Linked DNA regions of Homo sapiens: all the other regions are linked to region 2. A link is a loop called in an ENCODE intact Hi-C map of the cell type or tissue named here. Cell type or tissue: IMR-90. All regions are shown on one strand. Each heading gives the region's core, and the rest is flanking DNA. Links, peaks and the distances in the headings are about the cores only. Region 1 overlaps CAMTA1 (calmodulin binding transcription activator 1). Region 2 overlaps CAMTA1 (calmodulin binding transcription activator 1). Region 3 overlaps CAMTA1 (calmodulin binding transcription activator 1). Region 4 overlaps CAMTA1 (calmodulin binding transcription activator 1). Region 5 overlaps CAMTA1 (calmodulin binding transcription activator 1).

What was found. Peaks named below come from ENCODE experiments on the same cell type or tissue, not always from the same donor. Only the 100,000 strongest peaks of a DNase experiment are listed, where the experiment ranks them.
Region 1: it touches region 2 in a loop (2.7-fold over the local background); 4 of 110 quality-filtered maps call a loop at or near these places.
Region 3: it touches region 2 in a loop (2.4-fold over the local background); 4 of 110 quality-filtered maps call a loop at or near these places.
Region 4: a loop joins it to region 2, with 4 times the contacts of the local background. A loop is called at or near these places in 5 of 110 quality-filtered maps.
Region 5: a loop joins it to region 2, with 2.6 times the contacts of the local background. A loop is called at or near these places in 2 of 110 quality-filtered maps.

The regions. Positions count from the first base shown.
Region 1 is chr1:7,398,456-7,404,195 of GRCh38, reverse strand. All of the region lies in intron 5 of CAMTA1 (calmodulin binding transcription activator 1), which reads right to left. Among named protein-coding and RNA genes, the nearest start is that of CAMTA1-AS2, 12 kb to the right of the region's middle. RefSeq lists enhancers at 444-944, 1,566-2,765. In IMR-90, for the core only: no CTCF peak of the experiment used is centred there; DNase peaks (open chromatin) are centred at 715 and 2,155; H3K27ac peaks cover 576 bases.
Region 2 is chr1:7,296,295-7,302,034 of GRCh38, reverse strand. The region is part of intron 5 of CAMTA1 (calmodulin binding transcription activator 1); the gene reads right to left. Among named protein-coding and RNA genes, the nearest start is that of CAMTA1-IT1, 65 kb to the left of the region's middle. In IMR-90, for the core only: no CTCF peak of the experiment used is centred there; DNase peaks (open chromatin) are centred at 954, 1,864, 2,564 and 3,024; H3K4me3 peaks cover 172 bases; H3K27ac peaks cover 3,248 bases.
Region 3 is chr1:7,476,216-7,481,955 of GRCh38, reverse strand. All of the region lies in intron 6 of CAMTA1 (calmodulin binding transcription activator 1), which reads right to left. Among named protein-coding and RNA genes, the nearest start is that of CAMTA1-AS1, 37 kb to the right of the region's middle. In IMR-90, for the core only: no CTCF peak of the experiment used is centred there; a DNase peak (open chromatin) is centred at 2,895; H3K27ac peaks cover 1,862 bases.
Region 4 is chr1:7,644,633-7,650,372 of GRCh38, reverse strand. All of the region lies in intron 7 of CAMTA1 (calmodulin binding transcription activator 1), which reads right to left. Among named protein-coding and RNA genes, the nearest start is that of VAMP3, 120 kb to the left of the region's middle. In IMR-90, for the core only: a CTCF peak has its summit at 2,951 (motif pointing right); a DNase peak (open chromatin) is centred at 5,342; H3K27me3 peaks cover 445 bases.
Region 5 is chr1:7,220,272-7,226,011 of GRCh38, reverse strand. All of the region lies in intron 4 of CAMTA1 (calmodulin binding transcription activator 1), which reads right to left. Among named protein-coding and RNA genes, the nearest start is that of CAMTA1-IT1, 140 kb to the left of the region's middle. RefSeq lists enhancers at 683-1,183, 1,184-1,684. In IMR-90, for the core only: no CTCF peak of the experiment used is centred there; a DNase peak (open chromatin) is centred at 2,261; H3K27ac peaks cover 502 bases.

The sequences.
Region 1 (5,740 bases), core at 267-5,266, 100 kb before region 2:
TGGAGGGACAAGAGTGTGGGTGGTGTCGGGAGTGGGGATCTCTGAGTCAAAAACTGTGACATCGGATGGGGCAGTGTCCTCCCTTGTAAAATGCAGATAAAACCACCCACCCATATATTTGTGAGAATAAAATGAGATCACAGATATCTGCTGCCCAGCCCAGCACCAAGCCACAAAAGGTGTTCAGTAAACAGCATCCCTCCCCGCTGCTCTCCAGGAGCACTCTAGGCAGGTAGGATCCCGCAGGGGTCAGGGGCCCGGACTCTGCCACTGAGAAGCCAGAGACCTTGGGGAAGCTCCTTTGCCTCCCTGCACCCATTTCCTCACTTGTAAAATGACTAGTCCTGGTACGTCCCTTGGGGGGTTGCGGTGAGGATTCACTGAGGACCTCTGGAAGCCTCAGCACAGAAGCCAGCACCTGTTATCACTCAACAACTTCTTCCCATGCCAGATCAACCAGGTTCTAGATGGTCCCAGGTGCAGTGCTGACCCTGCAGCCATAGGGCTGGTGGTGGTCCTCGGCTTCAGAGGGAACACCACAGACTACTCACCTTTGCCGGTAGCACCACCAAAGCACCATGCTGCTCCCCATCCCCACACTCAGGTTGTCCCTGTGCCTCTTCCCCTTCACCCCTTCACTAACACCTGACCAGCTCCTACTCATTCTTGAAAGCCTAGTGTTACATCTTCCAGGAGGTACTTTCCGCTCTCTGATCTCGCTACATACACTTAAAGAGATCTCTCTCACTGGGATTCCCCACAGAGTGTTATTTATATGTTTGTATCTGCCTCCCTCACTAGGCCATGAGCTGCTTGGGGATTAATATCATTTTCTTTCTTTTTTTTGAGATGGAGTTTCATTCTTGTTGCCCAGGCTGGAGTGCAGTGGTACGATCCTGGTTCAACCTCCGCCTCCTGGGTTCAAGCGATTCTCCTGTCTCAGCCTCTCGAGTAGCTGGGATTACAGGCACCCGTCATCACGCCTGGCTAATTTTTTGTATTTTTAGTAGAGACGGGGTTTTGCCATGTTGGGCAGGCTGGTCTCGAACTCCTGACCTCAGCTGATCCCCCCACCTAGGCCTCCCAAGGTGCTGGGATTATAGGCGTGAGCCACCGCGCCTGGGTGATTAATATCATTTTCTATTCATCTTAGTGTCCCAAAGAGCTAGCACAGTGCCTGGCACATAAGGCAGAATCATTTGTTCATTTATTCAAACAATATTCTCTAATCCCTTACTCTGTACCAGGTACCATTTTGTGAATGAATGGATGCGAGTCCCGCGTGCCCCATTCCTGCTGTGGAAAAGGCTTTGAGAACACTTCTTACTCTCAGCAGGGACACTGTCTGAGAAAGAGACAGACAGACCAAAAGAGGGTTAATGTGATGTATTTTAGACTTGACTTTGCTTTCAGTTTCAAAAGTTAGGTCCTGTGCAGCCCCCAAGTCTCCACCAGCTTCTGCTCACCACTCTTCTTGCCAAAGCCCCTGCTCACTTTACTCATGTTCACTGTCAAACCCAGACAGAAGGCCCTCCCAAGACAACTGCAAACCACAAAGAAAGGAGGGGAAGGAAAAGCTGCAGACCCTGAGCATAGCGTGGCTTTACTTACTTATTTGTTAAGCCCCCATCACGACTGCAGCATATAATGGGCCCTATGACAGGCCACAGAAAAGATGCCCTCCTCACGTTCATATTTTTGGGCGATGGGACAGATATCTAACCCCAAGCTGGGGGACAGTGCTGCCTATCATGGCCTCAGGGAGATTGACAGGTGCTGGGTAATGTCATGCAGCAGAAGAAGGTGAGGAGGGAAGGCTCAAGCTGGATCTCTCAGATGGTTAAAATAGAAAGGTGAGGGGAGAAAGAGGTACTTTTGGGTTGGGAGAGTAGGCAAAACAAGGGAGGACCAGGGGTCTTCTGAGGCTGTGTGAGAGGGTGGAGGAAAGCCGCTGGAGACCTACAGAGTGTGAGCAGCTGTCTCCTGACTCATCCCACCTTTATCTCTTTTTCCCAACATGTAATTGACAATAACACCTGGATTAGGAAAAAACCCACAAAACTACCAGGTCTCAATTACGTCAAACTATTCATGTCAGAGTGCTGACACCCTTGCTGCCTTAGTCACTCATCTTTAACATTCCTGGGAGCAATAAGAGAGCAAGTGGTTTAATCCTTGCTTTAGGGAGAGGAAAACTACTGCAAGAGAGGCTGGTGACTCACTCCTTTAAGGTGACTCAGAGTCAGGCATGGGGATCATAACATAGTAACCTAGTTCCCAGGGCTGCTCCTGCTGCTAAGGAAACAGCCTAGAGGGTGGGGAGTGGGAAGCATAGAGCTGGATGTGGAGCCATAAAGACCTAAGCTCAGGTCAATATACAACAACCAAAAATAAACTGCATTTTTATATAACAGCAATGTAAAATTGGAAATGAGGAAAAAACAGTATCATTTATGATAGCAACAAAAAAGTTAATAATGAATCAAACTAAATATGTTTAAGATCTGGATGCTGAAAACTAGAGAGCACTAATGAAAGAAATCAAAGGAGACCTAAATAAATGGAGAAACATACCATGTTGATGTGAAGACCCAATAGTTACGTTAATTCTCCCCAAACTGATCTATAGATTCAATGCAGTTCCGATTAAATTCCCAGAAGGATTTTTTTTTTTAGAAGTGAACAAACTAATTCTAAATTTTATATGAAAATGCAAAGGAAGCAGAATTTCCAAAGCAATTTTTGAAAAAGAATGAAGTTGGAAGACATTCTACGTGATTTCAAGACTTACCATAATAATACAGTAATCAAGGTAGTATAGAATTGGCAAAGGGGTAGTTATCAATGAACTAGTCTAGAAACAGAATCACACATATATGACCAATTGATTTTCAACAAAAGTGCAAAGGCAATTCAATGGAAAAAGGACAGTCATTTCAATAAATGGTACTGAAAATTTGTATACCCATACATTAAAAAGAAAAACACTTCTTAATCTATACCTTGCACCGTATACAAATGTTAATGCAAAGCAGATCATAGACATAATATAAAATTATAAAACTAGAAAAAGGATAGAAAATGTTTGTGATCTTGAATGAGGCAAAGATTGCTTAGATATGACACCAAAAACACAATTCATAAATGAACAAATTGATCCATTTTACTTCATCAAAATTAAGAACACCTATTCTTTGAAAGACACAACATTAAGGGAATAAAATGAGAATAAGATGATAAGCTATAGACTCAAAGACAATATTTGCAAATCACATAATGATAAATGACTTGTATCTAGAATATATAAAGAACTCTTGAAATACTCCCTCAGCATGCAAACTAGTCTGGTGCCCCACTTCCACAGGAGCAGCACCCAAGTGGGGTGGATCAGCCACACAAACTCTAGCAGCCTAGGCCACTGAGGTACTCACAGGCATCACTGATATTGATACAGCAAAAGAAACTTCATAGAGATTACTACTGTGCCTACCTGGAACCAAAGCCAATGCACCCTACCCAACGTATACTCTAGGACATATCTGAAGATGAAAGTCTTTCCCTATGAAAGCCACCCTATAAAATTGGGAGAGGTGACCATTCCACCAGATGTACAGCTATCTATGCAGGAACACAACAAACATGAAAAAAAAACAACAAAGAAATATGACACCATCAGAGAAACAATACCTCTCCACTAACTGACCCCAAAGAAATAGAAATTTACAAATTGCCTGGAAAAAGCTCAATATAATTATCTTAAGGGAACTCAGTGAGGTAAAAGAGAACATGGGTAAAGAATTCAATGAAATCAGGAAAACAAATCATGATCTGAATGAGAAATTCAACAAAGAGATAGATGTATATAAAAAAAGAACCAAACAAAGTCTTACAGCTGAAGAATTCAATGAATAAAATTAAAAATGTAATTGAGAACATCAGCAGCAGACTAGATCAAGTAGAAATAAGAATTTCTAAACTTAAAGACATGTCTTTTGAAATAACCCACAGTACAAAAGAGAAAACAGAATCAAAAAGAGTAAACAAAGCTTATAGGACTTGTGGGACACAATTAAGCTGACAAATATCTTCATTATGAGGTTTTCAGAGGACTAACAGTTGGTAAAAGGCACAGAAATCTTATTTAACAAAATAATAGTTGAAAATTGTCCAAGTCTTGATAGAGATATGGACATCTAGATCCATGAAGCTCAAAAGACCTCAAACAGGTTCAACCCAAAGAGGTCCTCTCCAAGGAACATTATAATTAAACTGTCAAAAGTCAGAGACAGAGAGAATTTTAAAAGGTGCAAGATAAAAGCATGAAGTCATTATAAGAAAATCCCCATTAAACTATCAGCAGATTTCTCAGCACAAACCTTGCAGACCAGGAGAGAATGGGATAATATATTCAAAGTGCTGGAAGAAAAAAAACCTGCCAGCCTAGAATATTATGCCCAACAAAACTATCTTTCAGAAATGAAGGAGAAATAGTCTGTCCCAGACAAGCAAAGCTGAGGGTATTCATCACCACTAGACCAACCTCACAAGAAATACTTAAGGGAGTACTTCAACCAGAAGTAAAGGAACAATAATTACTATTGTGAAACATATGAAAGCATAATCTCACGGGTGCAGATAAATTTGTTATCAAATTCAGAATACTATATTACTGTAATGATGATACATACTTTTTCAAACCTCTAGTATGAAGGTGCCTTAGTCCATTTTTGTGTTGCTATAAAGGAATACCTGAGGCTGGGTAGCTTATAAAGAAAAGAGGTTTATTTAGCTCATGGTTCTACAGGCTGTATTAGAAGCATGGCATCACCATCTGCTTCTGGTGAGGGCTACAGGCTGCTTCCACTCATGGCAGGAAGGAAAATGGAAGCAGGAATGTGCAAAGATCACTTGGTGATAAATAAATGCAAGAGAGAGAGCAAAGGTGCCAGGCTATTTTAAACAATGAGCTCTTGGGGGAACTCTCACAGAAACTAACAGAGCAAGAACGCATTCATTACCATGAGAACAGAACCAAACCTTTCATGAAGGATCCACCCCCATGATACAAACACCTCCCATTAGGTCCTACTTCCAACATTGGGGATCAAATTTCAGCATGAGGTTTGAGGGACAAACATATCCAAACTACAGCAGAAGGTTAAAAGTCAAAATGATCAACAATAACTATGCTAAAATAAGTTGCTAAGGAACACAAAATATAAAAAGATATAAATTAAGCAACAAAATTAAAAATGGGGGAGTGGTTAGGGTAAAAGTCTGGAATATTTAAATGTAGCCAAAGATAAGTTATTATCAACTTAAAATAGTATACTATAACTCTAAGATTGTTAATGTAAACCCCGTAGTAACTACAAAGGAAAAAACTATAGCAGATACACAAATGAAAAAGAGAAAGGAATCAAAGCTTACTATTATAGAAAATCACCAAACCTCAAAGGTAAACAATAAGAGAGAAAGAAAGGAACACAGGATGTACAAAAGAGCCAAAAAACACTTAAAAATGGCAGGAGTAAGTCCTTACCTATCAATAATAAATTGATAGATTTATTCCACCAACTTATGGAATAAATTCAATGTAAATGGATTAAGTTTCCCAGGTAAAAGATACAGAGTGGCTGAATGGATAAGAAAACACAACTTGACTATGTGCTGCCTACAAGAGATTCAGTTCACCTGTAAGGACACTAATAAACTGAAAGTAAAGGGATGGAAAATGATA
Region 2 (5,740 bases), core at 285-5,284:
ATCGAGTTTTTATTCATCCATGGCTGCAGATGAGCCAGAACGAGTCCTGGAAGTTTACCCCCGAAGCCACAGCTCTGGTCTCACAACTCATCAATTCCGTGTGCTGGATGACAGGGGGCCAGGCCCAGGGGCCCGAGAAAGCCTGCAGCCCGTTCCAGAGCCCAGAGCAGCTTGGCTCAGGGTGGGCTGGACAGGTGGAGGCCTCTGTGCTGCAGGAAGTGAGAGCACTTGCTGGGTAGCAGGAGGCCAGGCTGCCCTCGAGAAGTGGGCTAGAGAGAAAAGCATCTCTGCAGCAGGCATCCCAGGAGCACCCCGGACCTGGGCGCCCCCAGCACTCATCATGTCTGTCCCAGTCTTCAAAGATGATGAATGGGCCTTGGCTTTTTCTGTCCTATCCATGCTGTGGGGAAGAGGTGAGCAGACTCCCCCGAGATCTGGTTACATCCAACATGAACACACTGCCTGGCTCCACACAAGTCATCTGAGGGGCTGGCTGAGCCCAAGGCACCAGCACTACAGGCTCACAGGGATCCTCCCCGGGCCCCACGGGCAAAGCCCCTCAGTCATCAACAAGGGCTGGGAAACTATAAGACTCCTTTGTACGCTCCACCACAAAGTCAAGGAAGTTGATCAACAGAGCCATCTATTTTCACTTGGTACAACAATTAGAGCAGATCTGTATTTTTCCAAACTATCACCCTGAAAAAGTCAAACCACATTACAAATCAAAAAAGAATAATTAAAATCTACACCTCTCGCAATACCGCAGGTGAAGGCAATTACAAGGCACTTCTAATGAGCAATTTACGTAATTTAAAAAGTCAGACCCATAATATGCAAAGAATGCTTCAGATGAATTACTGCCGGGTGACTAGGTGCACTTTGATCCTTGTGTCTGGCCCCTGCTGGCTGTGGCTCCTCTGTCACCCTCACGTCATATTTCTGGGCTCCTGGGTAATAGCCATGGAAGATTTTCTGCATAAGCTCAGACTGTGACTCATATTTAGAAAGTGCATTTAATACCGACTTGCATAAAGGATGGTGGGTAATTGCTGCTAGAATCCAATGTGTGTGTTGTATCTCATCTATGATATGCAATTTAGAAGCTATATTCTAGTAAGAGAACTTTATGACTTGCTGTCATGATAAATAAAAGTTTATGGCATAATGGAATTAATATTTACTTTGAGTGCAACACAGACTATGGAAATAAAGTTGCTCTGGAATCACTTTAAACCAGGAGAGTTTGCAAATGTCACCAACGGACAACACGACACTTCCTCTCATTGCCTGCCAATCATTCACCATCTTTCAGGGTTCTGCTTTAATCAATATCTATACAATTTTTTTTTTTTTGAGACAGAGTTTTGCTCTTTGTTGTCCAGGCTGGAGTGCAGTGGCACCATCTTGGCTCACTGCAACCTCTGCCTCCCGGGTTCAAGTGATTCTCCTACCTCAGCCTCCCGAATAGCTGGGGTTACAGATGCCTACCACCAGGCCTGACTAATTTTTGTATTTTTAGTAGAGACGGGGTTTCACCATGTTGGCCAGGCTGGTCTCGAACTCCTGACCTCAGGTGATCCGCCTGCCTTGGCCTCCCAAAGTATGGGGATTACAGGCGTGAGCCACTGCGCCTGGCCTCTATACAATTTTCTAAACAATTCATGGAGTTAAAAACATTGATGCTGGATGTGATGCAGTAAATGTGGAAGTGATCTGCTGCACCAGGAATGAGCCTGGAAGGGAGGACCAGAGTGGGGACCAGGGTGATTCTGTGCCAGGGTCTAGGGGAGACCCTTGGAGGAAGGAAAATCATGTTTTCTGAGTGAGTCCCTCTAATGCAGCTGTTTTCAGAAGGGCATTTGTGACTCATCGGACATTCAATCTGGTGCTTTATTGCGAAGGGAATTTTTTTTTAAGAATGCTATCTCAAATTCAAATTATACAGAAGCTGCTTGATTCTAAAATAAACAGACAGCAAGCAATTTTCTGACTTTATTCTAAATGATAATTACTTAAGGTACAGGGAGCAGTTGTTCTGGATCTTAAAGGAATCAGACCACAGTCAGGGTTGCTAGGAAGTCAATGACACTTAAGCTTTCGGGGCACCTCTGGTTGCACGGGCCCCTTCTAAGACTCTAGGTCTCATTTTGTGTTCCTTATTTTGTATTGCTTATTCTTACACAAGGTCCTATAAAACTGAGATCTGCCCTGATCAGAAGTCAACTTACATTTCAAAGCAAAATGACACAAACCAAAGAGAGGGGCTAGAAATCCTGTCTCAGTGAGGGGTTGGAACACCTCCTTGTACCCTCTCACCCACAGTCCCTGCTTGTACAGGGCACTGATTGGGCGTGTGTCTCTGTGTGGGGTTGGGGCATTGCTGCCTGAATGTGGCCAGGGAGGAGATGGAAGTGGAGGCTTAATCGGAAGGTTCCAGGAGCCTGAGACACAAGGGCCAGCGTCTGACTCCGGGGAGCCGCTGGCTCATTGCGAGGTTGGAAGCTCTCCGAGTCTGAGTCATGCAGCAGCAGGAGGCAAATTGCCCAGACTATAAACAAGTGGGAGAATTCCAGAGAAAGCCTGGATTACTGGGGTGGTCTGTACCTCCCACCCCCTGCTTAGTTCATATTGAGTCACATACAGCATTACATTAAGGGGGAGAAACTGCTGACAGCACTGGCTTCAGAGTCAAAGGCGAAGCTCTTGCTCAGAGGCTCAGATGATTTCAACAACATTTTTAGATGTACAAAGTATGTTTCATATAAAGAAATCAAGTCATTGTTTCATATACGATTTTATTATGAAGAAGTAATATCTGCTTAATAAAGAATCCATGAAAACGAAGGAAGCACTAGGCAGGGAATCAGGTCTCCCCACCTCCAGCACATATTTTAAAACAGAATTTTCAGAGACTTTGAATTTTCAGGAAGCAGACCTAGAGAGGGGAAGGTACTTGCTTAAGGTCACACAGCAAGTCAGTGGAGAGGCAAGATGCAAACTCAGGACATCTGACTTCATCATCTTGGCCCCTTAGTCAAAGCAAATAGCCTCCTTAGCTCATTGCTACAAAAGGAAACAGTTGAGTCCAAAACCCTTGGGTCTGGTCGGCAAGGGAAGAGAGAGGAAGGAAGGGTGAAATGTTGGCTGCTCGGGACTGTTCTGTCTTAAACATTTTGGTGATTCTCTTCTGAGCCCATTAGGGACTGACTCACCCACGTGTCTGAAATGGTCCCTGAGTGCGTTCCTGGGGCCCTGGATAAGGAACTGGGAGAGCTTCAGAACCTAACACAATGCCTGGCATTTGCTTAATAAAAGTTTGCTGGATAAACAATTTGGTAAATATATATTACAAAATGTATTGATAAATACCTAATTCCCCCAGAGAGAAGTGGTAAAATTCTAATATACAAGAGACCTTGGTAACCTGGGGCCCTTTAGAAACAAAAATCTAGAATTTCCCCTGTAGCAAATGACCGGAATTCCGCCCCTGTAGATGGTGGAAATGTACTTGTGTAGACAGTCCCAGAAGAGAGGGCTGCATGTGGCAGGTCAGGCAGTATTAAGGGTCCCGTTTCTATTCATGGCTCATGGCCAAGAAAAAGATACTCACTGGCCCTCAGAGTAGAAATACATTCCTGGGGACCCCAGGGGATCCACAGGAACTTGTCAGTGACTTTCATAGAGAGGAAAAGACCTGCGGGGTGGGGGGTGGATCATGCATCTCTGGAGAAGGCTAAAATGACAATGCAGCCCCTACTGTTATACCCAGGGATTCCTGATTTGTTTCTCTGATGCTAATCCTACACCCCGCACAGGAAGGCCACCCTCGTACTCAGCCCTGTAGCTTGCCATCCAAAGGCTTCCCATTGAGTCTTCCTTGAGAATCCTTCCCTGGGAGTCCTCTACAGACAGATACCAGCCTAAAAAGGCAACTGAAAAGAATTTACATGGTCTTTGTTCATTTCAGATTATAAATTGTTTGACTCAATTTTATTTCAACTGAAAGGACTACAAACATATATAGAACTGCCGCTGACAAGGGTGATGAGCTGGTATAGGGAATGGGAAGGAATGGTAAACATTAAACCAAATAGATATTGATTCCTGCCACAATGAAGTGACTAGGATTGGATTTGCCCTCCTGCTGTAAACAATCATGAAACTAGACAAAAATATCTGAGGCTACTCTTTGTAGGGATTGTACAACAGGCAGTTCAGGACTGTGGTTCTGCCAGAAAAAAAACACACAAGATAAGCCCCATGTTTGCCCAGCCTTTTGGCCCATTATGCAGGACGATGGGGCACAGCAGCCTAGATTATAGGAGAAGGCAAAAATCAAGAGTTTGGGGCTGCTAAAGCAGCTAGAACTTACAGGTCTGGGCTCTGGAGAGAAGAATCTTGTGCAGAAAGTAGGCCCTAGAAGTCTGCCTGGAGGTACCCTGTGAGTACTTGGTTGAGGGCAGAACTGCCCACATGCAGGGCAAAACTCCATAGCTGTTATAAGACTGAAAGCTAAGCAGAGATACTAGAAGTCATGCAGAGCTGGCAGAGCTTTGAATTCTGGCCAAGCCAGACGAGAGAACCCTTGCTGAGTACCTTGGGCATTTGTTCCCCAAAAGGCCAGGCCTTAGGAACAAGGACTATACCCTACAGGAAAGGCCAAAGCCTAGGAATAAGGGCAAAATAAAAATGGACCAACTCTAATAAAGATTCAAACCAAGCCTGACCAGACCAAGAGGATCTGCCAGTAATTAACTGACCTGCCAGAACAAAATTCAACACCTTTTATAGAAAACAACATAACCCACACTCCCCTACCACATATCTTCTAAAATATCTAGAATAGAGATATACCATGTTCATGGATTAAAATTGGACTACAGATTTAACAAACTCAAAGAGCTTTTTACTCTTTTTGGGCAGGGAGAAATTATTTTTGCAAAATTAGGACATTTCTGAAAATACAGTTTTGTAGCTTTCTTTTTCCATTTGGTCCTCCATCCCCTCTCACCAAGCATTTGGCACAGCTAACCATTTCCTCCTTCTTGGAAGCCCCTCTTCACCTGGCTTCCAGGTCACCATGCTTTCCTGGTTTTCTTGCCCCCTGTGTCTCCATTTCCTTTGCTGGCTCTCCCTTTTTGTCCAGGCAGCTAAATGTTTTAGGTGTCAGGGGTCTAAGTCTTTAGTCATTTTCTCTCCTTTATACTCTTTCTCTCGGTGGTCATCCGTGATTAATGACTACAAAAGTCTGTATCTCTGGTCTGACTGCTCCCCTGAGCTCCAGACATATGTATTCAATGGGCCACTTGACATCTACATCTGAACATCACCCTTGACGTGGCCAAAACAGAACTCTTTATTCTCCCCCTAGACCTGCTCCACTACCATCATCTTCTATCTTGAGGAATAGCACCGTCATTCACTCAGTTTCTTAGGCACCCAACTTTGGGATCATTGTTAACATCTTTCTTTCACCTTATTCCCACACCCAAATTATCAAGAAGTTCTAGCAACAATCTCTTCAAAATGTATTCCCAGTCAACCCACTTCTTCCCATCCCCACTACTGCTGAAGTTCCTGAGTCATCATCTTCTCTTGTCAAGAAGACTGCAGCAGACAGTGTGTGCAACTAAAAGGCAGAGCAATGGTCCACTGTGGTAGTTAGGAGCACAAGTACTGGAGCCAAACAGGTTGGGATCAAACCTCGGCCCTGCCACTCACTAGTTACATAGTTATG
Region 3 (5,740 bases), core at 533-5,532, 180 kb before region 2:
TTCTGGGGTGATGGCGATGTTCCAAATCTTGATGTGGGCTTAGGGTATGACTGACGCACGCATCGATCAAAACTCATCAACTAGTGCACTTAACATGTATGCATTCAATTGTTTCACAGTGTATAAACTTTACTTCAAAAGCAAAAAAAAAAAAGAACTGTATGCAAATATTGAACTTTGGTTAATGCTATGCACCTTGAAAGACTTGGGGGAGGTGTGCTGTGGCTGTTGCTTACTTTGAAATCCTCGAAAAATTGCTGGATAGGTGGAACACGTAAGTGATCAAATGATATGGTCAAATGTTAACGGCAGAATCTGGGTGGCAGCTGTACGGGTGTGTGTACAATTCTCTCAACTTTTCTGTATATCATAAACATTTCATCATAAAATGCTGGGGAGGGAGGAACAGAAGGGCTTGCCAGAGAGTGAGGGAACAGTAGATGGAGTGTCAAGAGGGCTTTGATGTGGAGTTGAAAGTTGAAAGGAGACCTGAATCTTAGTGTGAACCATGGAAGGTCCAGGGCAGCCTCCAGTCAGAGGGAGGAGCATGTGCAAAGGCCCTGAGGCACGAAAGGACCTGACTCTTTGAGGAGAGAAAGAAGCCAGTATGGCTGGAGAGTGAGCAGGGAGAGGAAGACCAAGGTCAAGGGTACAGGTCTTCAGAGGTCACGGTAAGGTTTTGGACATTAAGTGCCGTGGAGACTTCTTGAACTGCCTGAAGCATAAGGGTGATGTGATCTGATTTGGGATTTAAGTGGCTGCCCCCACCGCTTTGTGGAGAGTGCAGCACAGGCTAAGAAGGAGGGACTCCAGCTCTGGGTAGGAGGGAGCCGTGGCTTAGGGTTGGGAAGCAGAAGAGAGGGAGAGAAGGAGGTGGGTTCAGGACATATTTCTGAGCAGGAAAGAGGCAGTGAGGGAAAGAGGGGCATAATGGAGGGTTGGCTTGAGCCTCTGCATGACGGCGAGCCATCGATGCTCTAAGGCAGGAGGAAGAGCAGTTCAGGGAGGAAATCATCATGAGTCCTGCTCTAGCCGTGAGAAGTTGGAGATGCAGATTCTGCATTAAGAGAGGATGTTGAGTCGGGTAAAAATCTGGTGCAGAGCAGTGAGGCAGGACATAGATATGAACGTGGGAGTCACTAGCATACAGTTGGCACTGGGGCCGTGGGGCTGGATGAGATGATCCCAGGAGAAAGTGTAGACAGAGAAGAGAAGGCCTCAGCAGCTCAGGGATAGTCCAGCATCGGGGGGTTGAGCAAGAGGGATTGCCAAGAACAGAAAGGAGGGAGATAGCCGGGAAGTCTCGGCAGCAGGGAGCGTTCATAAGGAGGGAATGGCCGCCTGAAGAGGTGCTGCTGGGAGGCCAGGAAACATGACGATGGCACAGTGACCTTCTGGTATAGCAAGGCAGAGGTCATTAGTGACCTCTCCAAGAGCCTCATCGGGGCCTGGAGGAGAAGGAAAGCTGGAAGGAGCAGGGGGAGAAGAGGAGGAGAGGGGAACTAGGGGCGAGGATATCTCTCTCTGTCTCTCTCTCTCACACACACACACACACACACTCTCATATACGCACATGCAGGCACTCACACACATGCACAAACACACACATGCACATATACATGCACTCATACACACACACACTTACAAATGCACTCATACACACACGCACTCATACACAGATGCACTCACACACATACACACATGCACACACACGGACACATGCACTCACACACACGTACACACATGCACTCACACACATGCACACACATGCACTGAGACACAAGCACACACACATGCACCCACACGGACACAGGCGCTCACACACACATACTCACACACACACACACGCTCTCACACACAGGCACACACACGGACACATGCACTCACACAAACACACTCATACGGACTCACACATGGACATACACATGCACTCAGAGTCATACACAAGCATTCACACACATGCACATACATTCACATATATACACACTTGTGTACTCACACACTGACATACACTCATACACACATATACACATTCACACACATGCACACACACATATATCTTCTAGGGGTGCAGAACACTGAGCTGAAGGGAAGCTGAACCCACAGGAGCACTTGGCTATGTGGGTTCGGTGGCTGCCAGCCAGTGGGGCTGCTCTGGCAGAAGCAGATAAGGGACTAGGTAGAGAGGCAGAATTGCAGGAACAGCAAAGAAAGACATGAGGCAGGATGGCTCTGCATGCTGGGAGGTGGCCTAGGTTCCAGAGGCTTCAGGCTTGGGATGCTGCTGAGCTGAGCTAGGCTGAGCTGGGCTGGGCAGGAGGCTCGCCAGCACCAGCGCATCTCACATGACAGCCCAATGAGGCCTGGGGAAGACACACCCTGGGCTCATGGCTGCCTTCTCCCAGCAGCCAGGTGGAGTGAGAGGACAGCTCTGTTAATATTCCCCATCACCTACAGGGACCCTGGCATGTCTGGAAAAAGAGCATAAAATCCCCCAGGACGTCCTGCCCATTTTGGGGTGGTGATGGGGATGGCAAGAAGCCTCCTTCAGGTACCACCCCCACCCCAGATCCTTACTCCAGCATGAAGGCAGGAGAACTGAGAGGGGAGGCTTGTGGCGCAGTGACGCCTGTGTACAGCTGTGTGCACCTGTGGGTACCTGGGCGCACCTGTCTTCACCTGTCTAGGCAAAACCATTTGCCAGGAGTCCGAAGCAGGTGGTGTGTCTCCCGTGGGAATATACAACCTGCATCCCGAGAGCCACTGAAATATTAATGGTGCTAAAAGCAGTGATGACACCATGTCATGGGACTTCCTTGTTGAGCTAGAGTCTCTGACACGCCCACACAGACCAACATCACCAGCTGGGTGCAGCTGGAGGCCCAGCAAGCTGCTGACGTCCACACGCAGAGTGGGTCACCCACCGCCCACGTCTTCCACTGCATTCTGTCCCACTACGTCTGGATTTCACTCTTTGCCCTTTGAATCACGTCAGAGGCAAAAGAGAAAGTGTTTCCTTGAGGCAAAGTTTTGTCTTTTGCTTTGGAAACTACAGTCTCCCCTTTGCTCCAAAGGAGATTAGAATATTAAGGACACAATGTCAGCTGAAGATTACATGAAAAGGATAATTAAACAAAAGCCCCATATTATAAGCCATCTAGAAGGGAAATTAAGCAGCTTCTGCATTCTCCACATCTTTGAAGGATGTTCTTAGAGGGGGCAGGAATTGTTTGGCTTGATAAAGATAGTAACCAAACTGTATTGCCCATTGTTCTGGCTGTATATGAAAAGCGATTGTTTAGCCAAGCTGACAGCACACGCTGTGGAGGCATAAACCCCTCTGCCGACGGAAGGATTAAGAGACTGACAAGTTCTGGATAATAAGACTAATTAATAATTTCCATCTCTAAGGAACTGCGGCTCCGGAAGCTTCATCCTTCCTCTCTCCCAGTCAAGCCTGGGCAGCCCAGTCCCTAAGGGCTGAGGGACAGAGGAGCGTCGGCAGGCCAGGCCAGGAGAGGTCCTGGTGGCAGTCACAGGGGATGGTGTGGAGCAGAGAGGCTCGGGGAGGGTGGCACACAGGAGACAAGTGCCAGAAGGCAGAGCTTCCATCTCACTCAGCCAGACACCAGATTCCCGCCTGAGGCTGCGGAACAAGTGAGTTTTGTTCCTAATCACAGTTGCATCTCACAAGCCTAGCATTTTGCCATTTGCAAACTGGGTTGGATAGGACCTTCTCAGGGGACCCCCTTCCCCGACCACTGCTATTCCACCCGTCCAATCCCCTAGAGTAAAAGCTGCTGGAAAGGGTCCTGGTGGGGTGAAAACAGCCACCACTTCCCAGGGGGCTGCCGAGTCCAAAAGACCTCTGTGTGTCTTAGCTCAATTCATCTTCCCATTCAGCTCAGGAGGGAGGTATTTTATTTTATTTTACCAAAAAGGAAATAAGGTTCAAAGAAGTTGATTCAGTTGGCCAGAGTCACTTGGCTCATAAGGGTGGTGATGAATTCAAAACCTTTGGCTCTGGTGGTCCCACATAGGTGGCCAGGAGGAAGACTTTCCTGATGCCCCGAGGTCTCCCCTGTACTCAGTACCCACTCGTCCACACGGCGGGAGCAGAGGGTGCCCCTCCCCAGAGGGCTCTGGCCACATAGCAGACGTTGGCCGCCGCAGTCTGCAAGGTGAAGGGTGAGCAATGGGGCCTGCAAGGGGACCCTCTGAGAAAGCCGACTGGATGTCCTCCTGTCGCCCAGTCCCCAGAGGCGGGGAGGGGTGAAGGAAGGAATCGGGAAGAGGGAATCTTCTAGAAAATGCCCAGTGACTTTTCTCAGAGAGGATAATGGCCGTTTTGGGAGCTCTGCCATATTTTCTGGAGGCTTTAGGTGGGTACAGCAGTGGCCTTGGCATCGTAAACTGCAATCAGGCAAAGATGTCTGAGCGGGAAATACTGTCCGCTCTGCCGTGCAGCCTTGGCAAGGGTCCTGAAATCTTAATGGAATTGAGCAATTTTTTGCACAGCACCGTAAATTCCCAGTGTCTACCTTATCTCCTCGTCACGTTATTCAAGGGACATTAAATGGAGAAAGATGTGGAAGCTGCCAGCTAGAATGAAGCCAGACCCAGGAGGCAGCTTAGGAACCCTCTGGCTGACACAACCTTTCATCCTCAACTCTCTTTTCCAAAACCCGCCCCTCCCCAGCTGCAGGAGGGCTTTGCCGTTTACTAGTCCAGATGAAGCTTTCGAGGCGGCTTCTAAGACCAGGGCTGGGTTTCTATCCCTGGCCCGCAGCTTCTGGACTGAGTGAGTTTCTCAGTGTCACCATGGTCACTCCTGCCAGGGTTTCCTCCTACCTGGGGCACCGCTGGAGCCCTGGCCTCCCTCACACCCCCTTGCCCTTCTCCTAATTATCTAATGGCGCAAGCGTCTGCTGGGGTCTTGTCTTTCCTGCAAGGTCTGTGAAGCGAGCCAGTGTCTGGGTCTTCAGCCAGCCTTCCCTCTGCATGGCGGGGGCTGCGGAGGCCTGACCTGAAGCACAGACCCAGCCTCCTTTCCACATGGTGACAGTGACTAAATGCTGGCCTCACAGGCAGGCTGAGTGCTTGCCCGCAGCCTTCGATGACTGTTGTTATTGCTACTGGTGACAGGATGAGGATGAGGATGGCCACTGCTGTCACTGTCAGCTGTGGGGAGCTTGCATGGCCATGTTGAAGCTGCATGCACTGGTCTGGTGAGGCTCTTCCTGTCCTGCTCTCTTCTGAGCCCAGCAGAGAGTCAGGAGGATTCCAGGCCCTTCCCCATGCTCCCCTCCAGATCACCTGGCTGGCACCGGTGCTGGGACACCTGTCCTGAGGGCCTCTTCCCAGACAGCCCTGTGCCGGGTGAGGTGTGTGGAACTGGCTCATGGGAACTGGGACCCCTCAAGTGGCCTTGTTAGTCTCACTGAGCACTTAGCACTGTGACCCATGCTTGCCCCATGTCAGAGGGCATGGAAACACCCCCTCCCCATTTCTTCCATCCTTCAACTTTGGGCTCACCTCCTCCAGGAAGCCTCCCCTGACCGCCCCGCCCATTCTGTGTCTCCTTCTCTGGATCCACCGTCTTGACCAGCTTTAGGGACCACCAACTAGGCTAGGGTCAGAAATGGCTTTGACACCACAGGGTCCTCCATCTGCTGTCCATGCAAGGATCCAAGGGCCCAAATGTCAGGGCCTGGCCACTCCTGTCTCTGCTGCCAAGTTC
Region 4 (5,740 bases), core at 371-5,370, 350 kb before region 2:
TGGCATGTCCTTTACCCCTGTAACTGGCCTCACAGGAAATCTCCAAGGTGCTCAGTGACATACAAAGTGGCACTTTAGAGCCATCCTGAGGCTCTCGGAATCTTCTCCTGATGTGCGAAGCGGCATTGTTACCAGGCTGGGAATTCTTTGCACCGTGGGTGAAGTGTGAGTGCGCTAGGAGTGCCGGCCGCCTGGCAGCGTCAGAGCCTCAGGGTTATCTGCCCCTCCAGGCCACTTGGAAAGAGGGGTGGGGGACCAAGTGGGATTCTGGATGCTTCCATCTTGCTCCTGGTAAGACTGCTCTAGGGCCTCCTGGACTCAGGTGCCTCCTGGTGTGTGGGGAGGTAGCGCCGCAGGAAGCCAGGCTCGGTCCACAGAGCAGCCGCCTCTGAGCTCCCAACTACCTGGCCTGGAGCCTTCCATTTTTAAAGAGAGGCTGAAAATCTGGAGATTTGAATGTTGGCAATGAATTCTAACTTTGACAGAACCACTCCCTGGCACCTAGCAGGGCTCAGCATCAGCTCTGCATAGCAGTCAGGGCCCAGGACGTCGGTGGGGTCCTGTATCCCCAACACCAGCACAGGGGCGCACTCCACAAAAGGGGGATCTCCTGTCACGGAAGCAGCTATGCGGCCTTGAAGCGGCCCTGGGCAGCAAGACGCCAGGAGAGACAGGAAATCAAAAGCAGTATTTCTCTTCCAGTCCTCCTTGGGGGCCGGATCGGCTCCATAAAACTAGCTGGAGTGAGAAACCAACATTTGCAAAACAAACCTGGATCCTGGAGCAAAGTAGGAAGGAAGCCCCACACTCAAGTCAGCCTCTCCGTGCCCACCCTCTGCTGTCCTCCATGCCAGGTTGGAAGGGGGCTGCAGGCATTCTGGCAGGAGCCAGGAAGAGGGCTGGGACCCACCTGGAGATTCCAGGAACCTGCCCTGCCTGCTCCTCATGGCAGCAGCTCCTTCCCAAAGGGAAGGGTAAAAGGCAGAGGAAATCCTCTCCAGGAACCCCCAGCGCTATCGCTGCCTCCCCCATGACTCCCAGGCCCCGCAGATGCAGGCAGGGAGCCGGGCCTCTGCTCTCAGGGACCGAGCTGCTGTCTGGGCTGCCGTGGGGACACAGATGTGCTTCCTCTTATGCAACTCCAGGGTTTCTCACAAGTGCAAGTCAACAAGTGTCTGGCAAGGCTCCACCATGTGCCGGCACCAACACCTCAGCTGCAAAACAAGGAAACTTCTAGAGTCGTATTTCTTAACCCAGAGTCTACGGAAAGTCCTCACACAGTCCTGGAACATCCAGAAATGGTACACCCAGTACTTAGTGCATGCTGGGGACTGGCTTCCTCTGGGAGTGTGGCTACACTAAGCTCCGTGTGGCCTCCAACGCCTGCCCTCCTCGCACCTGGATGTGAGAAAGGAGGCCTGTGGCCCAAAGAGGTGCTGGTCCTGCTCTTGGCTGGCCTCTCGCCAGAGGCTGCTATAGGCCGGGGTTCCTTAAAAAGTATGGTCCTGGGGACCCCAGCACAAGAACCTAGCTTCATAAAAAACTCAGTGTCTGGAGCCCACTCCAGACCCAGGGAGTCAGAATGTCTGGGGAAGGGCCTGCCTTTCAGCCCCTCCCAGGTGGTTCTGAGGGGGAACCATTGTCTCTGCTCAGGCTTTCTGGGACCTTGGTGGATTCCAGGGTAAGACTGCAGCCGGCTCGGCTCCCTCTGAGCCCCAGAACTGGGTGGCCTGGGGGGCCCGAGCTCACTCCTGACATTCAGCCATTTGCTCCTATCCCAGAAGTCTCTGCTCAGAGGTAGTGACCCTGGAACACGCCTCTAAGTGAACACTGCTGGCCAGAAAGAGTCCCTCTAACAACACCCCCTCTCTCTCCCACCCGGGGCTGATCCCCCCACTCCTTACTGTGCCCACACCTGTAGCTCCATGGGGGAAAAGTTTTTGCAGCTCTCTTCCCTTCTCTCTCTCTTTTTTTTTTTTTTGAGGTGGAGTCTCACTCTGTTGCCCAGGCTGGAGCACAATGGCACGATCTTGGCTCACTGCAACCTCCACCTACTGGGTTCAAGTGATTCTCCTGCCTCAGCCTACCAAGTAGTTGTGATTACAGGCACCTGCCACCATGCCCAGATAATTTTTGTATTTTTAGTAGAAACAGGTTTCACCACATGGTCAGGCTGGTCTCAAACTCCTGACCTCAGGTGATCTACCTGCCTCAGCCTCCCGAAGTGCTGGGATTAAAGGTGTCAGCCACCATGTCCAGCCCTCTTCTCTTCTCTCTCTTCTTTTCTTTAGACAAGGTCTTGCTCTGTCACCCAGGCTGGAGTGCAGTGGCGCCATCTCAGCTCACTGCAGCCCTGAACTCCCTAGGTTCAAGTGATCCTTCCACCTCAGCCTCCCAAGTAGCTGGGGCTACTGGTGTGCACCACCACATCTGGCTAATTTTTCTATTTTTTGTAGAGACAGGGTCTCGCCATGTTGCCCAGGCTGATCTTGAACTCCTGGGCTCAAGTAACCCTCCTGCCTCGGCCACCCAGAGTGCTGGGATTACAGGCGTAAGCCACTACGTCCGGACTTTTAGGCTGGCTGCTGTCCTTCCTCGATGGGCTCTGGCTGAGCCTTAGGGATACCTGTTCCTAGTCAGGCTCGGAGCTCCCAGCCCGCCGTCCCCAGCCAGCCAGGTGATACTGGATCAGGATCGACTGAGCTGGAGAGGAAAAAAGGTGGGCACAGGCACCTCTCCCTAGGGTCTCCTGCTGCTAGTTCCAGCCCCACCCCAAGCCCCACCACTCCAGAATTACAGAGCAGGTCCCCAAACAGCCTCCTAGCACATCTCAGACACCAGGTCCAGAGGCGCGGGTGGGACAGGCCCCCGCCTGCAAGCTCCAGGTGGCCTGGACCGGGGAGTCAGGCTTCCCTGGGGCTCCCATCTCCGAGCGGGGCCGCTGCCACTGGCCACCAGGTGGCGCTGGTCGACCAGGAACGGCTCCGCGAGCCCCAGGAAGGAAGGCTTTGTTGATTTTCCTTCTTGATATTCTATAATCACCAGGATTACAATCTAAGCAAAAAACAAAACAAATAAACACAGCCCCCCCCCCTTCTGGATCTTTGGTCTTTGTCTGAAAAATTATGAGAAAACAAAAGGCGCACTGAACATACAACCCCAGGCTTGGGTACTGGCAACAGCGAGGGCCTCCGGAACAGAGGGAGGGAGGCTGGGGGTCTGGGGATCCTGGGCTCTGCGACCTCTCCCAGCCTGAGCTGGGTCCCTGGAGAGCAGGTGCTGGCTAAGCAGCCGCTCTGAGCAGATTTCTCTGCCACTGCAGCCACTGCTCAGCAATGAGGGGCCCGTTTGCAGCCACCCCATCCGAGGCCCGGTACTGGAAACGGTGTGGTGTCTCGGCAGCACTGCCTTACAGATGCTGAAGGCTGGCAGGACTGACACCCTGGCCCCTGGAAAACCAACAGGCTGCAGGTGAGGACCAGTGTGTTAGGGGAGATGGACTGTGGGGGCCATGACAGCACAAGCAAGCCCACACTTGCCAGGGCCTCCACCCAACTCAACAGGGCCTCCATTCACACTCACTAGGGCCTCCATTCCAACTCACTGTGGCCTCCACCCCACTCACCATGGCCTCCACCCTCACAGTCACCATGGCCTCTACCCAACTCACCATGACTTTCACCCTCACAGTCACCATGGCCTCCACCCTCAGTCACCAGGGCCTCTACCTCACCAGGGCCTCTGCTCACACTCACCAGGACCTCCTCCCAACCCACCAGAGCCTCCACCCAACTCACCAGGGCCTCCACCCAACTCACCACAGCCTCCACCTTCACAGTTACCATGGCCTCCAACCACTCACCAGGGCCCTCACCCTCACAGTCACCATGGCCTCCACCCTCAGTCACCAGGGCCTCCATCCGCCTCAACAGGGCCTCCAGTCACACTCACCAGGGCCTCCACCCAACTCACCAGGGCCTCCAACCACACTCACTATGGCCTCCATCCAACTTACCAGGGCCTCCACCCAACTCACCGTGGCCTCCACCCAACTCACCAGGGCCTCCACCCAACTCACCGTGGCCTCCAACCACACTCACTATGGCCTCCATCCAACTCACCAGGGCAGGGCCTCCACCCAACTCACCATAGCCTCCACCTTCACAATCACCATGGCCTCCACCCTCACAGTCACCATGGCCTCCACCTGCAGTCACCAGGGCCTCCATCCACCTCAACGGGGCCTCCGCTCACACTTACCAGGGCCTCCACCCAACTCACCATGGCCTCCACCCAATTCACCAGGGCCCCCACCAAACTCACCAGGGCCTTCACCTGCACTCACTATGGCCTCCACCCCACATTCAGGATGGCCTCCACCTCCACTTTCAACATGGCCTTTGTGGCCTCACATTTACTATGGCCTCCACCACCTGCCATGGAGGTGAGGTTGCTTTTGGAGGAAGTGTGGGGGTGGAGGTGCTGAATCCCCACACACTCGTGCCTGTGGATACGTCGTGTGCCCGTGCAGAAGCATGGAGGTGCACAGAGCACTTGTGTGGTGTGGGCGTAGGCCCTGGGGCTCTGCTGATTCCACAGCCAGCCCTCCTGCCGCCCGCCCAGTGCTGCAGAGGACACCTGCCCCAGAGGCCTGAGTACTCTGGCCTGATGCCAGCGGAGCTCTGGGGCTGGCAGGCAGGGTGGAGCTAAACCCCGAGGCGGCTGGGGGAGCTGCCTGCTGATTTCCGGGCCTTCGAAGCCTGCAGGAAGGCCTAGGACTTGCTCATGGCTGCAGGGCCATCTGGCCAGCCAGGGCACTCCAAGAGGAGCCTCCAGGTGGGAGAGCTGGGACAAGATCACCACACGGGAAGGGCTGTGAACACAGCTTAGAAGTCATGCCCTCGCCACTCACTCCGGATGGAACAACCTCACCAACAGCTTGCTGGGAAATGCCTGGCGTGCCATCCCCTCCTGGGCTGCCAGGAAATGGGCAGGGAAGAAAGCCACGGGTGCTCAGAGGGAGAGGATCTTCTCCGAGGAAACGGTTCCATCTGGCTTTCTGTAGGTTCCAGTGGAGCCAAGGGTGCAAGGTTTGGGGCATGGCAGTTTAGAACCACTGTGGCTCTGAGCAGCCCAAGATCACTGAGCAAGTTTCCTGCCAGCTTGGCAGGACAGAAGCACAGAGCCTGCCTGGCAGAGCAGTCGACTCCACTCAAAGTCATCTCTCAGTGGCTAATCTGGGAGGAGAGGACTCCCCCTTCAGCTCCTCACTCACACTATGGGGGTTTACTGGGTGCAAATCTGGTGCTCTCTCAGACCAGCTGCATTGGAACAGACCCTGGAATTTCCAGGATGAGACATACTAAGCTTTAGATCACTTGCGTACTGTAAACTCCAGGCCTCAGACGGCGCCTCAGACAGTCATTGCCAGGCCTTGGACTGAGATGGGCAATTCTGTGCACTATAAGCCAGAAAGCTGAAGCCCACAGGGGCACCCCAGGCTAAGCACAGCTCTACTCAGCCCTGAATGATTCACATGCAGAACCTCTTTCCCCAAAGTACGTTAGGATGGAACTACAAAGCAAAAAACGACACTTCCCAGACTCTCTTGCAACTAGGAGTAACCATATGACAAAATTCTGTCCAACGACACCAGAGATGAAATGATGTATGCAAGTTGTGGGCTTAAAGGGAAGGAACTCACCCTCCACCTTATTTTCTCCTCTTTCCACTGGTTGGA
Region 5 (5,740 bases), core at 251-5,250, 76 kb after region 2:
GCACTGGGCTGAACACGCCAGGCCATCCCACATCTGCCATCCTAGGATACCCCCAAAAGGGGATGCTAGGATCCCAACCCCTGAGATGAGGAATCAGTGGCTCGGAAAGGTTCGCTGCTGGCAGGAACCCTGTAGGGATGAGCAGAGGAGCCACACTGGAACAGTCGAGGGGATGTGTTTCTGTCACTCACCATCTTCCTGCAGGGAGACTAGACCCTGAACTTCTGAGCTGGAAATGCCACTGTCGAGGGAACTCTGAGCCAACCAAAAGTCTATGATCATGCGCCTGTGACCTTCTCCAAAGAGGGACTGATGCAGAGAAGTGAACCCCCGAAATCCTGCTAAGTGTCTGAGCTTCCACCCTTTCCTCTGGGGTAGCTGTCAACCCCGCTGGCACATTGCACTGGGGTGCCGGCCTCGCCACTCTTGATGGGTTGTTGATGGACCCTCCCAGGTGTTCTCAGCAACACCCCACCCACAACCCCAGGAAAGGGAAGTTCCAAGGGAAATCCAATGCCTTAAATGAAGAATTCCCAGGGCCACTCGGAGAAAAGGCTCCCAGGATATTGTTGGTGGGGAGGGAAAGGGTGACAGTAGAGGTCTTTCTGGGTAATAAAAGAGATCTGCTGGCCGGGCACGGTGGCTCACGCCTGTAATCCCAACACTTTAGGAGGCCGAGGCAGGCGGATCACGAGGTCAGGAGATCGAGACCATCCTGGCTAACACAGTGAAATTCCGTCTCTACTAAAAAATATAAAAATTAGCTGGGCATGGTGGTGGGCGCCTGTAGTCCCAGCTACTCGGGAGGCTGAGGCAGGAGAATGGCATGAGCCCGGGAGGCAGAGCTTGCAGTGAGCTGCGATCGTGCCACCACACTCCAACCTGGGCAAAAGAGCAAGACTCCATCTCAAAAAAAAAAAGAGATCTGCCAAGATCAGTAAGAATTTGCCCCAGGCTCCAGTGCCCTGCCCAGCTGGCCCCTTACAGCCCCTTCCTGACTCTTCCTAGCCTCTCCTCCAGCCTCCTCATCTCAGTCAAGGAGACACTAGACGATGGGGTCAAGGCGCTTTCTGCCATCTGCTGGCTGCGGCAATAAGGATGCAGCTCATGTGACCCGAGACTCATCAGGGCAGCAGCCCATGCAGGTGGCAGCAAGGGAAGCTGAAGTGCGGTGGGCAGGGTGCCAACGGACCATCCAGACGACATGGAGCAGCTACGGAGCAGGGCCCTGGGGAGCGGGGCAGGGAGGCATATCCACCAAACACTCCCACATCAAGAGCCCCAGGTGGGCTTTCATCAGGTCCCCACTAACCCTAGAGCCTTGCCCTTAGCAATCAATGACACCAGCGGAGAGGCGCGGGTGTCACGCCTCCAACCTGGGACCCCGCTTGAGCAGGGACGGAATTCATGAGTTTTGTGCTCCTGTACAAAACGATGATGACATTTAAAAATAAAACCCGTACACAGCAGATTCCTGAAAAATAATAATAATAACCTTAATTTTAGCAAGTGGAAAATAGTTTCAGAAAACTGTTTTGCTCTTGGATCTCGTTGGGAACATGAAAACCTTCTCAGATTCAGCCAGCTGCTGGTTTTTCCACTTCCCTTTGGGTGGACGCTGAGCCATCCAGCTGTGGCGCCCTTGCCAACTGGGACGAGAGCCTGCAGAGCGGTGCAAATTTAGGCCATCCAGTGGAAAGCTCACCAAGCGCCTCGGCCACTGGGCACAGCCTGACCTTGAGCAGCGATTATGTTTCCAGCTAAGCCTGCAGCCTCTCCTGCAGTAAAAGGAGACTGACAAGACCTAAGGCCTCCACCTGGCAGAGCATCATTCTCCCTCCCATCGGGTGAGGTCCAGGATGGCTTGAGCACTCTGGCTTTATGTAAAGGTGCTACAAACGTTAAGGTGCCCCATCCTTTATACAACTGCATGTCATGTGGGTTCATGGTAGTGATTATGATTAAGATTAGTCTGTGGTCATTACACACCCAGAAGATCTCTGGTCATCTGGGGTGATCGAGTTATTCAGCAATCTTCCACCCCGCCCTCTAACAACTGCAGTGAAGATGGGATGATACCTTCGTTAAATATCCCATAGGCCCCAAGGTAAACCTGAGAACTAATAAATACATGTAAATACATCTAATAAAATAAAATTTGAGATTAAAAGGAATCTCGCTTGCATATTCATGAACCACGTGGAAACTCAAATGAGCTCTTCTAAGCTCCTTATTCATGGTGAGTCAGAGATTTAACACATGCTGGGAAGATTGCTTAGCAAATATAAGCCTGGCAATGGCACATGCATCCATGAATTCATCGGACAAGTATTTATTAACTGTCCCTTTGCATTACTATTTATGTTGCATATTCATCCCTCTTTGCAAACCCAGGGCCTCATATAAATGGCAGGCACTCACCTGTTGACGATGCTGGTGTTCTGAGGCCCTAGAAAGCACAACCCCTGGCCTCAGGTTGCTTATATCTGCTCAAGGAGGTAAGAGTCACTTCCTCTATGAAGCTTTCCTGACCCCTCAGGACCCTGTTAGGTGACCCTAGTATCCATTTCTCAAGACTCTCCCTGTTAGCACCTACCTCCCATCACACACTCACACACACATACACACACGCATGCATACACTCACACACATACGCACACAATCACACATACACATACTCACACGCACATGCACCTGTTCCATTGTCTCTATCCTCTCCTGCACTAAGTTTAGGGTAGGGAGACACTGAATCTGCTTTGCTCACCCTAGCCTGACATACACATGTAGGAAACATTCAGTACATCACTGGATGAATGAAGCAAGAAATGAATGGTTGGATGGGTGGGTGGGTGGGTGGGTGGGTGGATCAACAGGTAAGTAAAGGCAAGGCAAAGGCCTAAGTTGTGGCCCAAGGAAAGATGTATGAGGGGGTGGCCCGCAAGGGCGAGAGGAACAAGAGCGTTGGTCATCAAGGGAAGAAGATCAAGAAAAAAAGGTTTGAGATCTTAAGGACAGTGAAGACTTGGCATTGGGTGAGTTGGTATTTTCTGGTCATTTCTGTGCCACACAGGGTGCCGGGCACCTCATGAGCATCACCCCGGATCCTCACAGCTGCACCTGAGGCAGATATACCCACGTAGAAGAGGAAGCTAGGCTTAGCAGGATAAGCTGGCACCACTGCAGAGCTGGCACGCGGCGAAGCCAGGATTGGAGACCAAGTGGGCCTGACCCAAGCTCTCTCCATGAAGACCAATGGGCATCCTCTGGCCCAGGGACCATTGCCATCAGGTGGGACCGTTGCCATCAGGAAAGAAGAGAGCGTGCTCCAGGAGGCAGCTCTGGGCAGTGCAGAGGGATGAAACAATCAATATGGTGGCTGGGCCCCTTGGAACAAAGAGAAAGGGCTGGGGCTGTCTAGGGAGGACTCAGGACTCATGACCCACTCCTGCCCACAGAAACATAACTCACTCTCCGCCTGAGCACAGCCACTATGTCATGGGGTGATGTAGAGCCAGGGAGGGAGGCAAGGACACGTTCCTAAATAATATCCTATTTTGTAGTCAACAGTCAGGCAAGAGGAAGGGAGAAAGAGGAGGGCAGGAAGACAGCGAGATGCAGAAAGGATTGAATGTTCCATGAGGATCAAATCTCAGCCTCCCCGCAGGTGCATTGAGACAGAAGACGCAGGTCCTCACAGCCAGAGGTGCTCATGGAACCAGCCCGGGCGATGTCTCATCACCCAGACGAGCACAGAAAAAGACAGGCTTGCAGGGTCCCACGGCCTGTCTGACACAATGCTCATGGGGTTTTCTCAAAAGCATCATCTATTTAGCTGATGGCCCCAAAGTGTTTCATTTAGCTGGAAATCGTGCTTGGTCCATTTCCCAGATCTCAGTGACATTATGAGAAGCCAGCAAAATGTGTCTGGCAGCAGAGCAGTTCAGCAACCCATCACCTCGAGTCACAGTCCTGTCGCCCCTGTTTGGAAAGCAGACAGTTCAGACGACTTCTAGAAGGCAGAGTCACTGCTGCCTCCCAGGCAACCGAGGACTACAGGAAGCCTGTGTGTGTGTGTGTGTGTGTATGTGTGTGTGTGTGTGTGTGTATGCACCAGCTTGTGCACATGCCCTCTGAAGGAAGGCAGGGGTCACCCATGGCACAAGGCAGTCACCATCCTCCCTGACCATGGGATAAAACTTTGCCATTCCTTTATCTTATTTAATCTTCCCACTAGGCAGGAATCATTATCCCCAAACTATTTCTGAGAAAGCCAAAGCTTAGCCGGTTCATGTGGCCCCAGCCCCACAGCCAGCAAGAAGCAGGGCTGAGACTGTAATTCAGCACTGTCTGAATCCAAAGGCCAGGCTCACACTGAGACCCCAGCGTTCCCCACCCCATTCCACGGGCCTGGAGAGGTGTTTCACGACGCATTCACTGGTCTGCCTGGTACCATATAAAGAAGAATCAAGTCCCATCACCAAAGAAATTTGCAGAATTCTCAGTGAACACAATGGAACAGGTCTGATTCTGGAGGGACTTCCTGGAGGCCTTCAAAGGCTAATGCACACTATGGAAACCCAAAAGCCGGAGCAATGGCTCTGCTCGTGAAAGCCCCCGAAGGCAAGACTCTGGGTGTGTTACCAACTCTCCGAGTCTCACACAGTCTCTGGCACAAGGTAGGAGAGTGCAATACCCATCAAGTGCTTGAGTGAATGAATGATGAATGAATGAACAAGTAACTAAATGCTGTGAATGAGAGTTCTGTCTAAAGATTAAAAAAAAAAAAAAGAATAAGGCTCTGGGGAAAAGGCCCCAGCATCTCTGCTGTCATGGAGTATTCCTGCTGCCTAAGGTCCTCTCATAGAACCCGGCCCTTCCTGCACTGCCTCCAGCGTTCCAGGGGATGGGTTCTGAGAAAGCCGGGCCATTCATCTGTGCTGGTGCCGTGCCGGCCTTCGGTGCTTGCTGCCCTGGCTCTCCCACCTGGTGGGCTCTAGGAGGAATTCCCCGTGAGGGCACAGCAGAAGCTGACTGACAACCAGGTGGGAGGGAGACCTCCTGGGCCCAGCTGGAGGGCCCTAGGGAGCGGGAGGCAGGAGACAGGACCTCAGTGACCCTGGAGATCGCTCCCCATATGTCCTCATCCTCTCCACCACTTCTTCTCCATGTCCAGGCACTCGTGGGAAGTTAAAACCCAAAGTTGGGCCCGTGGTGCCAGGTCAGGGGACAGCAGGTGCCACCTGGGTGCCCGAGCACAATTCCTTTCTCCCTGTCCGACTCAGCCTAAGATTGGCTCTCATTTTGAAAATGCAGCTCAGATGTTGGCTGTGTCCCATTGGAGAAGCTATCTGAGGCCTTAACCCTCCTCTGGAGAGATCCAAAGCCACAGAGCCGAGGTGGTCCCTTTTTCTGGAACCCACAGAGAACAAGAGAAGACAGGGTGGCACTGTGGGAACACCAGGTGACAAGACTCAGCAGTGGTCTCGGAGGAGACAGAAGCTGTCTTCAGGGATCTGAACGCTCCCGGGAATGGGGTATCCACCCAGAGAAAAAATAGGCCAGGCCAGGATCCCTGAGCCCACAGCAGGCGAGACTCAACCCAGCAGAAGGCGGGTTTGTAAATGGAAATTTCCCAGCGTGCCTGGCCTCTTTCCATTATTCCTCTGGGCCCAAAGTACAGACACTTTACAGGTTTTCCCTGTCCTTCGAGGAGGCCTGGGATTTCTCTACTATAATAATT